2 separate regions of the Homo sapiens genome follow, and region 2 is linked to region 1. A link is a contact called in ENCODE Hi-C or POLR2A ChIA-PET data. All regions are on one chromosome and are shown on one strand. The core of a region is the stretch at or near the end of the contact, and the rest is flanking DNA. Distances in the headings are between cores, read along the strand shown. Region 1 holds the start of DRD2 (dopamine receptor D2). Region 2 overlaps TTC12 (tetratricopeptide repeat domain 12).

Region 1 (5,517 bases), core at 477-2,976:
GGCAAGCCCACACAACAGGTAGGTGACCAAGGCGGGACACCAATCCAGGTGCTCTGGCTAGTCTGACCCATCCCTGAACCTATGTAGAGGTGCTGAGTTGGGAGGTACCAAATATCTCCTTATGTGGATTAAACCTAGGAAAGAATGGTCCAAGGGTATACAAGGGAAACACTGGGATGTCAACCATATCTGTAATGGCTGATCCCTTAAAGGCAATTATGGCAACATTCTAGGACTCCTATTGGTGTAATATCTCCCTATAGAGCCTGCAGGCAAATGGAGGCCAGTCCAGATCAGCAAGATCCAGGGGCAGGAGCTGGGAAGAGTCATGGTGGGGTGAGGTGGGGAGCCCACAGCTTCCTCTGCTCCCGTGCCTCCAGAGATGGCTGCATTTGAGAGAGGTGCTGTTTTGTGCCTCTGGAGAGGGGGACGGTTCAGTGCTGGACTCTGTGGGATTTGCAAGGACACTCCATCTCTCTGGGACTCAGTTCTCCCTTCTGAGGTGAGGCGGAATTGGATGAATGTTAAGGTCCTTTCCAGCCCTCACTTTCTATAATTGTGTGTGTCATTGGAGGAAATGCTGAGATGAAGTTAATCCTTGTGGCCCAGAGAGGCTGGATTCCAGCCATGCAGGGCCGACTCCCTGCTCTGCAGAGTCAGTCCTCTGCCCCTGCTCTTCCCTCTCCCTGGAGTGTTGTGCCACCTTCTCCCCTTGGGAACTGGTGTTGCTCCTTCAATGCCCGGTTCCTGTAAAGTCTCGCTTTTTTGTGCTTCACAGCACCTGTTTAAGCCTCAGTTATTTCCCTGGGGGTCCCCTCTCTGGATTGCCAGGGTGCGGGATCAGGGGCCTGGTTTTCTTTCTGTGTGTGACTTCTGAATCTGACACAGAATCTGGCAAACTGAGGACAGTTGGTAACTAATTGCTGCAGAAGAAAGAAAAGAAAGAGAAAGAAAGAAAAAGAAAGGAAGGAAGAAAGAAAGAAAGAAAGGAAAGAAAGAAAGAGAAAGAAAGAAAGAAAGAAAGAAAGAAAGAAAGAAAGAAAGAAAGAAAGAAAGAAAAGAAAAGAAAAGAAAGAAAAGGAGAGAGGAAGAAAAGGGGAGAAGAACGAGGTTCCTCTGCAGCCCAAATGACAGTGGGCAGGGTAGCAGCGGAACACCCTTCACCACTCTATCTCTTTCTCCCTCTCCCCACTCCCTGCCTCACACACCTCAGTTTGGAGTCAAGGGTGAGCTGGAACCCCTGAGGCCTCCTTTTGCATTTCCATGTCAGGTCAACTCCAAACAGGCTTTTTCCTTTGGATGAGTCCAGCAATAGAACTGACTACATAGATTCCAAGACCTGAAGTCAGAAAACGGATGCGGACCTCTTCCAACACCTCCTCTCCTTGCCTGACTTGCTGGATGGGTGGTGCCTCCCGCAACCCTTGGCTTCTGAGTCCTCAAAGGAGAAGACTGGCGAGCAGACGGTGAGGACCCAGCCTGCAATCACAGCTTATTACTCTGGGTGTGGGTGGGAGCGCAGTGGGCGGTCGAGGGTTGCGTTCCCGCCTCAAAACAAGGGATGGCGGAATCCCCCAACCCCTCCTACCCGTTCAGGCCGGGGATCGCCGAGGAGGTACAGCTCCTTTGGTGGGGGGCGGGGGCGGGGCCTGTCTCAGGGGCGGGGACCGGGGCACCTCCCTCCCGCGCTCCCCGCGCTCGGGCGCCGCAGAGCTGTCCAGCTTCAGTGCCGAACCGGCAGCCTCACGCGCGCACCGCGCCGCCTCCGCCCCGTCCCCGCGCTCCCTCCTGCCCGCCCGCCCCGCGCCCGGCCCCGCCCCGCCCCGCCCCGCCGCGGCCCGTCCACTGCTCCCCGCGGGCCAGAGCCGGCCGAGCTGCTGCCCGCCGGGGCTCTGAACGGCGCGGCGGGGCCGGGAGCCAGGGACCGGCCGAGGAGAGTGGCGGCCCCGGACGGCTGCCGGAGGGGCGGCCGCGCGTGGATGCGGCGGGAGCTGGAAGCCTCAAGCAGCCGGCGCCGTCTCTGCCCCCGGGCGCCCTATGGCTTGAAGGTAAGCACCGGCCGGATGGAGCGGCGGGCGACTCAGTGTCACGGGGAGAGGAGGAGGGACCTCCAAGGGGAGCGAGGCCAGGACCAGAAGTTTGTGCGGCCACTCCTGGCCGCCTGCTCGGGAGCGCCCGCCTGGGATCCGGCTCTGCATGGGCTCCCCGTCGGGCGGGGGCAGAGGGCGTCTGGAGCCCGCGGCTGCTATCCCCTCTCCCTCCTTCTCAGTAGCCTCCTCGCCACTTAGAAGGGAATCCTCTCCCCGAGCACGAGCGGGCGCAGCTGGGGCAGCCTCCCCGCGGGGCGCCCAGGGCAGCACGGCGGAGCCGCGGCATCGGAGGGCGGGAGGGAGGCCGCTCCCCACAATCTCGGGAGGGCACTTCCCCCAGCACCCAAGCGCGAGACCCGGGGCTCGCGGCCAGAGTTTCCGACTTCTTCCGGAGGAAGAAGGGCTGTTTTTGGCAACTCTGTGTTGGTGCGACCTGACCCTTTTCAGTTTCTAAGGCAGAAGCTAAGGATGGGGGAGAGGCAGATTCTGGCTGGATTCTCCCGCTCCCACGGTTGCCGCTGTCCTTGGTCCTGAACTTTCGTTCTCCTTCGCCTTCTCTTGGGTTGACACCTAGTCGGGGAGGGAGGCTTGGGTGCCAGACCCGTTTCTACCCGGCAGTGCAGGCGACGGTGGCGGCAGTAGCGGAGGGTGACCGCCCGGCTCTCGGCCCGGCTCTATGATGGACCGAGAGCCCCTCTAGGGTGGTATGCGGAGACAAGAGACACCTCTAAGCACCAGACAGAGCGCTTCCCTATCCCTGTCTGAGGCGGGCAGCCCTTGAGTGCTTCCTCTTGAAGAGCAGAGGTAAGAGGGTGCGTGTGCGTCTACATAACAGGCTTCACCATGGACACAAGTCACAGCAGTGCAGCTCCGTGGGGACAGGCGCTTGCTCTCAGCCACAAGGAAGCTGTCTGAGCAAGTCACTGTTGCCCCACCTGACACCCCACTACTTTTTTTTCGGTGGCTCTTGAGGTTGGGTGAGGGGGTGAGGGAGTGAGGTGCAAGGCACTTTGTGGATCCCACTCCAGATCCTTCTGCAGATCCAAGCCTTTCTGTATTTTGACCAGGCTACAAACCTTTTAGGCCAATCCTTGCTCCTCCTTAGGGAGCTAGATGTTCAACGATTCTCCCCACTCCCACCCTGCTTCAAATGCAAATATGCATGCTTATCTCTGATTCATCCTGCAGCATTAGGACCACTTGAAAAAGAAATCATGCTTATCGTCTTTCCCTCATGCAGCTGTTTGATGAGGGTGGCCAGATAGAGAGACTGTGGTCAGCATGACCAGTTTCAAGAAAATCAGCAAGCTGCTTTCCTGGGTTTCAGTCCCTGCCTTGGACTTCCCTCCTTAGTGTTCAAAATTCCTGGATTATTTGTTGCAGGGGGTTTTGATGCCATCTCTGAATGCAGACATCTGACAAGGAAGTGGTTTGGGAGGGTTAGACCTAGAACCAAATGAGGGCCAGGGTAGTCCCAGCTCTTAAAGATCATTGAGTTCCTTCTACCTTCCCTGCACAGCCTGAGGTGCCCAGAAAGTGGAGAGGTTCTGATTTGTTGTAGAAGTCCGGGCAGCATTTCTCTAAGGGTTTTTTTCTTTTTAATGAATTCCCTGAGAAGCTGGTTAAAAATGCGTATTTTTGCTTCTTCCTTGAAAAACTGCTGAATGAGAATCTCAAGCGGAGGCCCAGGAAATTTATATTTTAACAATGTTTCTGAGTGATTCATGTGTACACTGAATTAGCAAATTACCTCCCAAAAAGTTGAGACTCCTTAGAGAGTCTGTATACATTTATTTTATTTTGAAAATGGAAATCAAGTTTATTTTACATAAAATTGGTAGCAGGTATTCTATCTGAGAAAATCCCTTGAAGATATAAAAATGCATTTCTAAGAGTTAAAAGAATCATGTACCTTGGCAACCATTTGCTGATATCTTAAATATTCCTAAATTTCATACATTTGAAATTTATAAAATTAAGGTATTTAATCTCACCCTTTGTCTCCTGCTGTTATACCTGTTAAATTCTTCAAGTGTGAGACTCTTGGTAGAAAGACCATCCCCCTGATTAAATCTTTGCTGAAATTAAGGATGCAATCCAATCTCCTCTCCCCCAGGATCTTCCTGGGCTTTTCTTCTTTCTAAAATTTTTGGCCCTTTTAAGGAATCACCAATATGGCTTCAGGTTGACTTATGTAAATACTAACTGTCCCTCTATGGGGGTCAACTCAGTGTTTCCCTCCTGCCCTCCCCTCTGGGTGAGTTATTGTCTTTCATTATGCATGTGCTGTGATCTGTTAACCTAAGTGCTCCTGAAATGCCAAGGAGTGATTAGTTCAGCCTAGTAGCACGTCATGCTCCCCAAGGCTGGTAGCCACTCATGCCCTGCTGGAAGTGACATATTGACTGTATTGATTTGGTTCTTTTGTTCCATAAGCAAGGAGGCTTGTAGGGGTAAAAAGGCTAGTAATGATGCTTGTGGGCTAGTTAGTCTTGTACCTTCACCTACAAAGGTGGATTATTTCTGTCTAGAAAATGCAATTATCTTGAGAATGATATAGGAGAATCTGAAATTGAGACAAACGCTTCTGTTCTTTCTTTGATACTATGGGAAACAAATGGGAACTTAGGGTCATTAGAAATATGGCCTCACATACTCCTGAGATTGTCTTGCTGAAGCCGGACTGGTCTGGGGTCACCATTCTCTGAATAAACAAGTATAAGGGGAAAGACGTGGGGACTCTGCCTGGAGAGAATGGTTTCCATCTCCCCTGCAAGTAAAAGTTACATTTTAGTGTTAACAAAAAAGTGTGGCTGTGAAGATAGCACTGTGTGTATGTGTATGTGTTTGTGTGTGTTTGCATACACGTGCATGCACACATATGAGCACATCGCCCAGGAGAGACAGATATGATGAGACTTCCTTGAGCCAATCCTGTGTTGGCACCCACCACTTCTCCCCGCTTTGTGGCTTAATACCTATGAATCTCCAACAGTGAAGGTGCCTCAACACCTAGGAAGAGAGAAGAATCAAGTTGAGGTTTTATAATGCCAGAACCCTAAGTCATATTTGTAATATCTCCCAGAATCAAGTTATATATCAGCAGGCTACAGTTACCTAAGAGTTGAGGTCTTGAAAATAGCTTAGAACAGCAGCCCAGTCATTTGCATTTTCCTGGGATATAGTTTATAGGACTTTAGATTCTTAGGTTATCTTCTTGGGCTCCTCAGAGGTCATGCCAGATGCCCCTGACTCCAAACAGGGAAGCTGTTTCCTTAGTCCAGAAATACAATGGTCTTTCTTCTTTTATTAAAGTTCTCCTAAACAGAACTTTTTCCAATGAATTTTCCAGTTTCTGAACACCAGGACTGGACTCAGCAACTGGAGCTTCTCCATCCTACCAGGTACTCTGCTTAGCAGAGGAGCA
Region 2 (5,979 bases), core at 1,025-3,524, 130 kb after region 1:
CAAAGAGACACTCATGAAGACCTGGAAGAAATGATTGGAGACAGTAGAGGAGAACTAGAAGAAAATGAATTCAGGAGATGCTAAGGAGAAAGAGCTGGCAGCATACTATCTTATGGATGTGGTGAGGGAGAGCCAGGTCACTTCCAGGACATTGGCTTAGGCGACTGGATAGGTGGAGATACCCTCTGTGAAGACAGGAAATTCAGGTAGATGAACTGGTGTGAAGACCCAATTTTGATTTATTAAGTCGATGATACTTGTGGATGTTGTGATAGAGATGTCCAGTGGCAGAAGGGCGTTTTCATCTCACACTCAACAGAGTGAGACTTACACCCTTTGCCTCTTGACGAAAGCCATGGATGGGAAGAGGGCCAAGGGTAGGATCCTGGGGTCCCTGACTTGGAAGGGTGATAGCATAGGGGGGCTTGCAAAGGAAACCACAAAGGAATAGCCAGGAGGTAGGAGAGGGGCCAGGAAGGATGGTGTCCTGACAATCACTGTGATGGAGTTTCCAGAAGAGTAGTGATCAATAGGACCAAATGCCACAGGGCAGAGAAGGGCAGGGACTTTGACCTTGACATCTTTAAGAAAGACAGATGACAGGCCATCAGATTGGGCTTTTGGGAATATGAATTCCAGTCACCCACATCTATGGTGCTGGATCTATTTAGCCACTTATTCTAGGAGTGGTCTGGAGGCCAAATCATCAAAGGAATGATGGAGGTAACAAGGATGCTTAACCTGGAATATATCAGTATTTTCAGATATCTAAAGTACTGGAAAGCTGGGAGGAGTCTGGGCCTGGGCCTCAGTGTATGGAGGCAGAATCAGCCCCAGAATAGTACGGGGCAGGCAACTTGTGCACAGTGTAAGGAGATAATTTATCTCAATCAGAACTGTCTTGAAATGGACAGTTGGCTACCTTGGGAGGTGAGATCCACAGCCTCTCGCTAATTGGGGAAAGACTTCCTCCACTCAGTCTATTAGCTGCGTTAGTGCCCATCCCGAATCAAATGGAGATTAAAAATAATGAAAACTGCTGGCATCTCCCCTGGAGGGCACCATGCACAGGCTGTATGGGGGTACGCAGAGGACATCTATGCTGAGTGGGGCTTGACTGGATGGTTTCTAAGGGCCCAGGTGACGCCAAGCTTCTGCAAATCCCTAACATCTTCAGGAATGGATTCCAGTGCTCCTGCTGTCAAAAATAATTTATTTGTTTTACAGTTAGTTCAGATTCATCCTTCACCAATTTAAACCTATTTTCTTCGGTCTTGAAGATGACTGCTAATGAACCTGAATAGCACAGATGAGACAACAGTCTAAGACCATCTTGGCTTTGTCCTGGCAGACATAAGCAGCTAGGCCCCCTCACTATGTGACAATGCACACATCCTAACTGGACTCAGCACCTAGAGAGGACGGTGTGTCCCTTTCTATTTCCTCACATACCCTCTTTTTTGGTGGCAGATTTTCTGCTCTGCTGATAAGCAGCTGTCTCTGTGAGTGAACCACAGGTGAGAAAATGCTTTCATGTAACTAATAAATGCAAGGTTACTTCAGTTTAGGACCCTAAACAATATACCCTAAGAGAAAATGATTATAAAAATATTATTGAGCCCTTATCATACCATGTGTCAGGCTTAATTGATGTTAGTTGCTTTTTTTTTTTTTTTTTCTGTAGCAGATGCTGTTTGCTGGCTAACCTCACAGATATTCTCCATTCCCTTCTATTCTTCCTAACTCTACTACAGAAGAAGTTGGGACCATTTTTTTTCCACTAGGGGTAGCATGTGACACAATTCTGTCCAAAGAGAAATAGGCAGTAGGTTTTCTTGATAAAAGGGACCGATCCAGCTGGTATTGACCTGTCTTAAAGAAGGATGTGAAGCTTGGAGTTGCAGCAAGAGGGAAGGTATGACCATGTGAGGAAGGTCAAGAGAAGGGCAGAGACTTGGACCTCGACGTCTTTAAGCCACCGCACCAATAGCTGCTATCTTTAGTCTCATTTTATTAGGTGACAAAACAAGCCAGGCTTTATTTTGCTTAAGCTCCTTTTGCTCAAGTATTCTGCACAATGCAGCAGAAAAAATTCAACTGCATCACCCCCCGTGTCATCATAAGTGAGTGATGCAGATGAGATGCCGGGGCCTGTCCATGCTAAATAACTTTCCTGGGTCACACAAGCAGAGACATGCAGGGAATTGAAACTCAGTACGCTTAAGACTAAAACCCAGCACTTTTTACAAAATGACACTGGCCCTTGGCCAGCACACATTCATGCCTTCAACCTCTTCTCTGAGGATAAACATTGTGGGAGGAATGTGATACGTGTGCTGCCGTGACGGTCAAGGGGCTATGTGCAGCAGCCCTGTCTTGCTTCAAACTGCCTCGTTTCATCACAGAGAACCCATTCTGTCTGGTTCAACTGGAGATGAACGTTAAGGAGGCTAGTGGGCATAAAAGTAAAAAGCTGAGGTTTCTCTGACTATCTTAGAGAGAGTAGGCAGGACCACCCGAGGTGATCATGAACGCCACTCTCCGAGACACTGGAAAAATGCACATTGAAGCTCAAGCAATTCAAAGATAGCTTGAGGGGAAAAGCTCATGATAGCTATAGCTACATTTACTCAAAGAGACAAAAACAATATTAAAAAAATACGATGAAGGTATCGAGGAAATGACTGCAGAGTCATTTGAAATGTGAAATGTGCTTTTGGGGAATTGAACTCCACTAACAATCTGCATCTGCCGTGCAGGCTGAGCTTCAGTGGGTTGCCAAAGCCTTTCCTGGGAGCCACTGAGGCTGCGACTGGGCCTGGAAGGGGAGCCGTAGGCAAGGCTTAATAACCATCCTGTCACGGCACACATGGACCTACATACCAAATTGGACAGTGTGGGAGGGCTCAGCAGGGTCCCAAAAAGATCTGGAAGGAACAGGAGCCAGTTGTAGCAGGTTTGGCTCCTTTTCCCACTGGGAACACAGAGCGGAGCTGGGTCCTCAGAACAGTACCTGGGGGCCAGCCTAGTTGGGTGAGATTCCCTTGGTTCCTTGCTGCAGTTCTTCCTGCCCCATGAGTGACATGAGGTAATAAAGCTTACCTTGCCTACCCCGCAGGATGAGGGGAGATAAAACAAAATAGCAGTGAATGAAAAAACTCAGAAGGGTCATCTCCTGTTTTTAGATTGTGTGAGAAACATTTATAAAGCAAGCTACAATAATTGCCACTATTTCTGTTAGATTGAACCACATAAAATGGCTGGCATGCAACCTTTTAGATCTAATAAGTGGCAATTTCATATGTTCAAACTAATCATGTAAAGATAAATAAACTGAAAACTTAGTAAGATAAAAGTAAATAAATACGTAAAACAAGTGAGCAAAATAACAAATAAATAAATGATTTAAAAAATAAACTAATAAATTATAAAGGACGGGGCAGAATCACTGTGGTTCAGTAATCTTTCTAGAAAGTCTACTTAGGGTACACACATTCTATGCCCATAGTCTTACACTTTGGAAAGACCTCCATGCAACAGTATTTGAAATGTTTTATTTATTCATACTCCATCTTGTTCCACAAAGGGTTTAAGGACACGTAGAATAAGACAGGATTACCTCAAATAAGAATGAAAGAAGAAAACGAATGGCAGGAACAGGGTAGAGATAGGACCGAGGCCAAAGACGGAGAAGCAAGTGACCTATTTTAAGGTGGGGCTCCTGATCTGGCTACGGAAGCACTGCCATTTGCACCATTTGTGGGATGGGGACGAGCCAGTTGCTCAGGAGAAGTGAAACCATCCATGGTACCAAGTTCGGACAGGAGTCTGTCCCAGAGGTCCTCATGACAGAGCACTCTTGTCAAAGGCTCTTTCTGTTATTGATCCTTCAAGTCACACAACAGAGATAGGAGGGGAGACAGGCATGCCTGAACTTGTCAAGTGATGACATGAGATGTCCCAGGAAGATCCTGCCAGCAGAGGCTTACCTGGTCAGGTCAAGGTGGTTGATGATCAGGCTCCGTCCGCTCTCAGTCTGGGCGAGATGCAGCAGCAGGGCAAAGCTCTGCTGCCGGATGGCCAGGACCTTGGAGGACAAGAGGGCGGCCAACAGCCTGGCCCTGTCATGGTGTATCACTAGCACACGCTGGTTTTCCTCTGCAAAACACAGAGGTTGTGTGTCTTGTGCATGCCATCATGGCAATTAAACTAGCTCTGTCACCCTCTATCCTAATGGGAAACTCAACTGGTGCCCACTCATTTGAAGGCAGAATAATGAAGTGTAAGAGTGTGGATTCTAGAACCAGACTGCTGGGTCCGAATGCCCAGGGGAGCGACCTTACCAATGAACTCTTGTGCTCCTCGGTCTCCTCATCAGTAAAATGAGGATTACGTTCCTACCTACAGGGACATCATGAGGATTAAATAAGTTAGTACATGACTGTGCCAGACAGGGACTGGCACCCATAAATCAACTGTGTCATTATTGTCAAACTTCCTTGGTGTGTGGTATCTGGAAACACTAGCAAAGGGAAATAAATCAGTTTAATTGTGGAACGTCTTTAGGCCATCAATATTCATACAACGGCTAGAGTAGTCATCTGAGGAAATGTTATCCAGAAAACTAGAATATCACATGAGAGCACTAACGAATAAAGTGTGCCCTCCTTCCTAGAACATAAGCTCTTCCAGGGTGGTGGCAGTCTGGTTCATTTTCTGACCAGGTACATGAATTTGTTTGAAACTGCAGGGTACAGACTGCAGTATGAGGCTAAGCTAGGAAACAGAGCAAACTGGATCTCAAAGGGGTGGGCCCCATCACTTGGACCTCATCACCCTTGGCTTTCTTCCCTCCTGTACTGATTACCCATTTACACACAGCACACGGCATCCAGTAGAAGACACACACCAGGTCTCTTCTAGCCCTGAAAGAGCCAGAGTAACAGGACTACAGGATCCTATGTGTAGCCCACATATCAAACCATGTTTTCGTTGCAAACATTACATCTCAATCCTATACTTCACCTATAATTACTCTTGTCCACGTAAGATAGGATCTACTGATTTCTGAAATGGAAAGGTCCTTGTTGATTATATATTTTGTTCTTATACTAGAAAAGTACCTTGATATAAATAATTCAAACAACACAGAGTTAGTTGATACCCCCTCCGGGTAAGCCCATTCCCCAAAGGAGCTATTATTCACCCCTCATATAAATAATGTGTAAAATATTATACATCCTACCCTGTAATTGGCTTCTCTTCTCAACTCCACAATAGATGACTGACATATTTTCATGTCCTTACTTTTAAGCATTCCCTTGCCCTTCTGAAAAACTGCTTTGCATTTATTGAGTTAGATATATCAAGATTTTATTGACCTGTGATACAGCATTTACATCACAGGTATCTGAAAATATTTTTCAGATGATAAAAAAATGTAACTTTAAGGTTCACAGAAACGATAAATAGGTTCACAGAAAGAGTAAACAGATTGTTATGTCAGATTCACACTGAGTAGACATACCATTGCCAAGTCCTGCCTTCCTCGCCCTCCTGTAGGGGAGTTTGCAAAAACACTGCCCTAAGCTGGTGCAGGGTCTTACACAGAGTAGAAAGGCACCTTGATGATGACAGTAGTCTGGGCATAACTCCCCTTAATTCTTGTCAGGAAATAGGCCCCCTGATTTTGTATTGTCTAGATTTTCAAGAGCTTAATTTCTTAAGTTCTTGATTCCTCTACTCTACTAAAGAAGAAAAAAAAAGGTATTATCTCCTACTTAACATCTCAGAGTATGCAAACTGCATTCACAAGCTCTATTGCTGGCTCCCCACAGTAGCCCTGTGAAAAGGAGACATAGCTATCATTATCCCCATTTTCAGTGTTTCTGTCCAGGGTCAAACTTTTTCCTATGAAACACACTTTTTAAAAATGACAGAAGTAAGTAAAATTTGTATTTATGTTGAAGTTACAAAAGT

Evidence for each region. A loop is a pair of places that touch in the nucleus more often than their neighbours do. ChIA-PET counts read pairs that join two places held with the same protein, here RNA polymerase II (POLR2A).
Region 2: a loop to region 1 is called in a map of mammary epithelial cell, with 1.8 times the contacts of the local background. The contact joins the enhancer-like site here to the promoter of DRD2 in region 1. A Hi-C loop is called at or near these places in 1 of 168 maps with a recorded cell type or tissue (mammary epithelial cell). POLR2A ChIA-PET finds 5 or more read pairs at or near these places in 1 of 52 experiments (Caco-2).

What each region holds. Positions count from the first base shown.
Region 1 is chr11:113,471,607-113,477,123 of GRCh38, reverse strand. It overlaps DRD2 (dopamine receptor D2), which reads left to right and starts at 1,726. Exons shown (of 8, transcript NM_000795.4): 1 at 1,726-2,048. It overlaps LOC105369501 (a long non-coding RNA gene), which reads left to right. Exons shown (of 6, transcript XR_948024.2): 5 at 1-18; 6 at 1,271-1,595.
Region 2 is chr11:113,342,451-113,348,429 of GRCh38, reverse strand. It overlaps TTC12 (tetratricopeptide repeat domain 12), which reads right to left. Exons shown (of 22, transcript NM_017868.4): 13 at 3,990-4,158. Among named protein-coding and RNA genes, the nearest start is that of TTC12, 31 kb to the right of the region's middle. RefSeq lists an enhancer at 3,260-4,459. Within about 2 kb of position 2,274, at least 2 of the 41 ENCODE cell types and tissues checked have a DNase peak (open chromatin) inside an H3K27ac peak, as active enhancers do; they include mammary epithelial cell, where a contact is called at or near this core.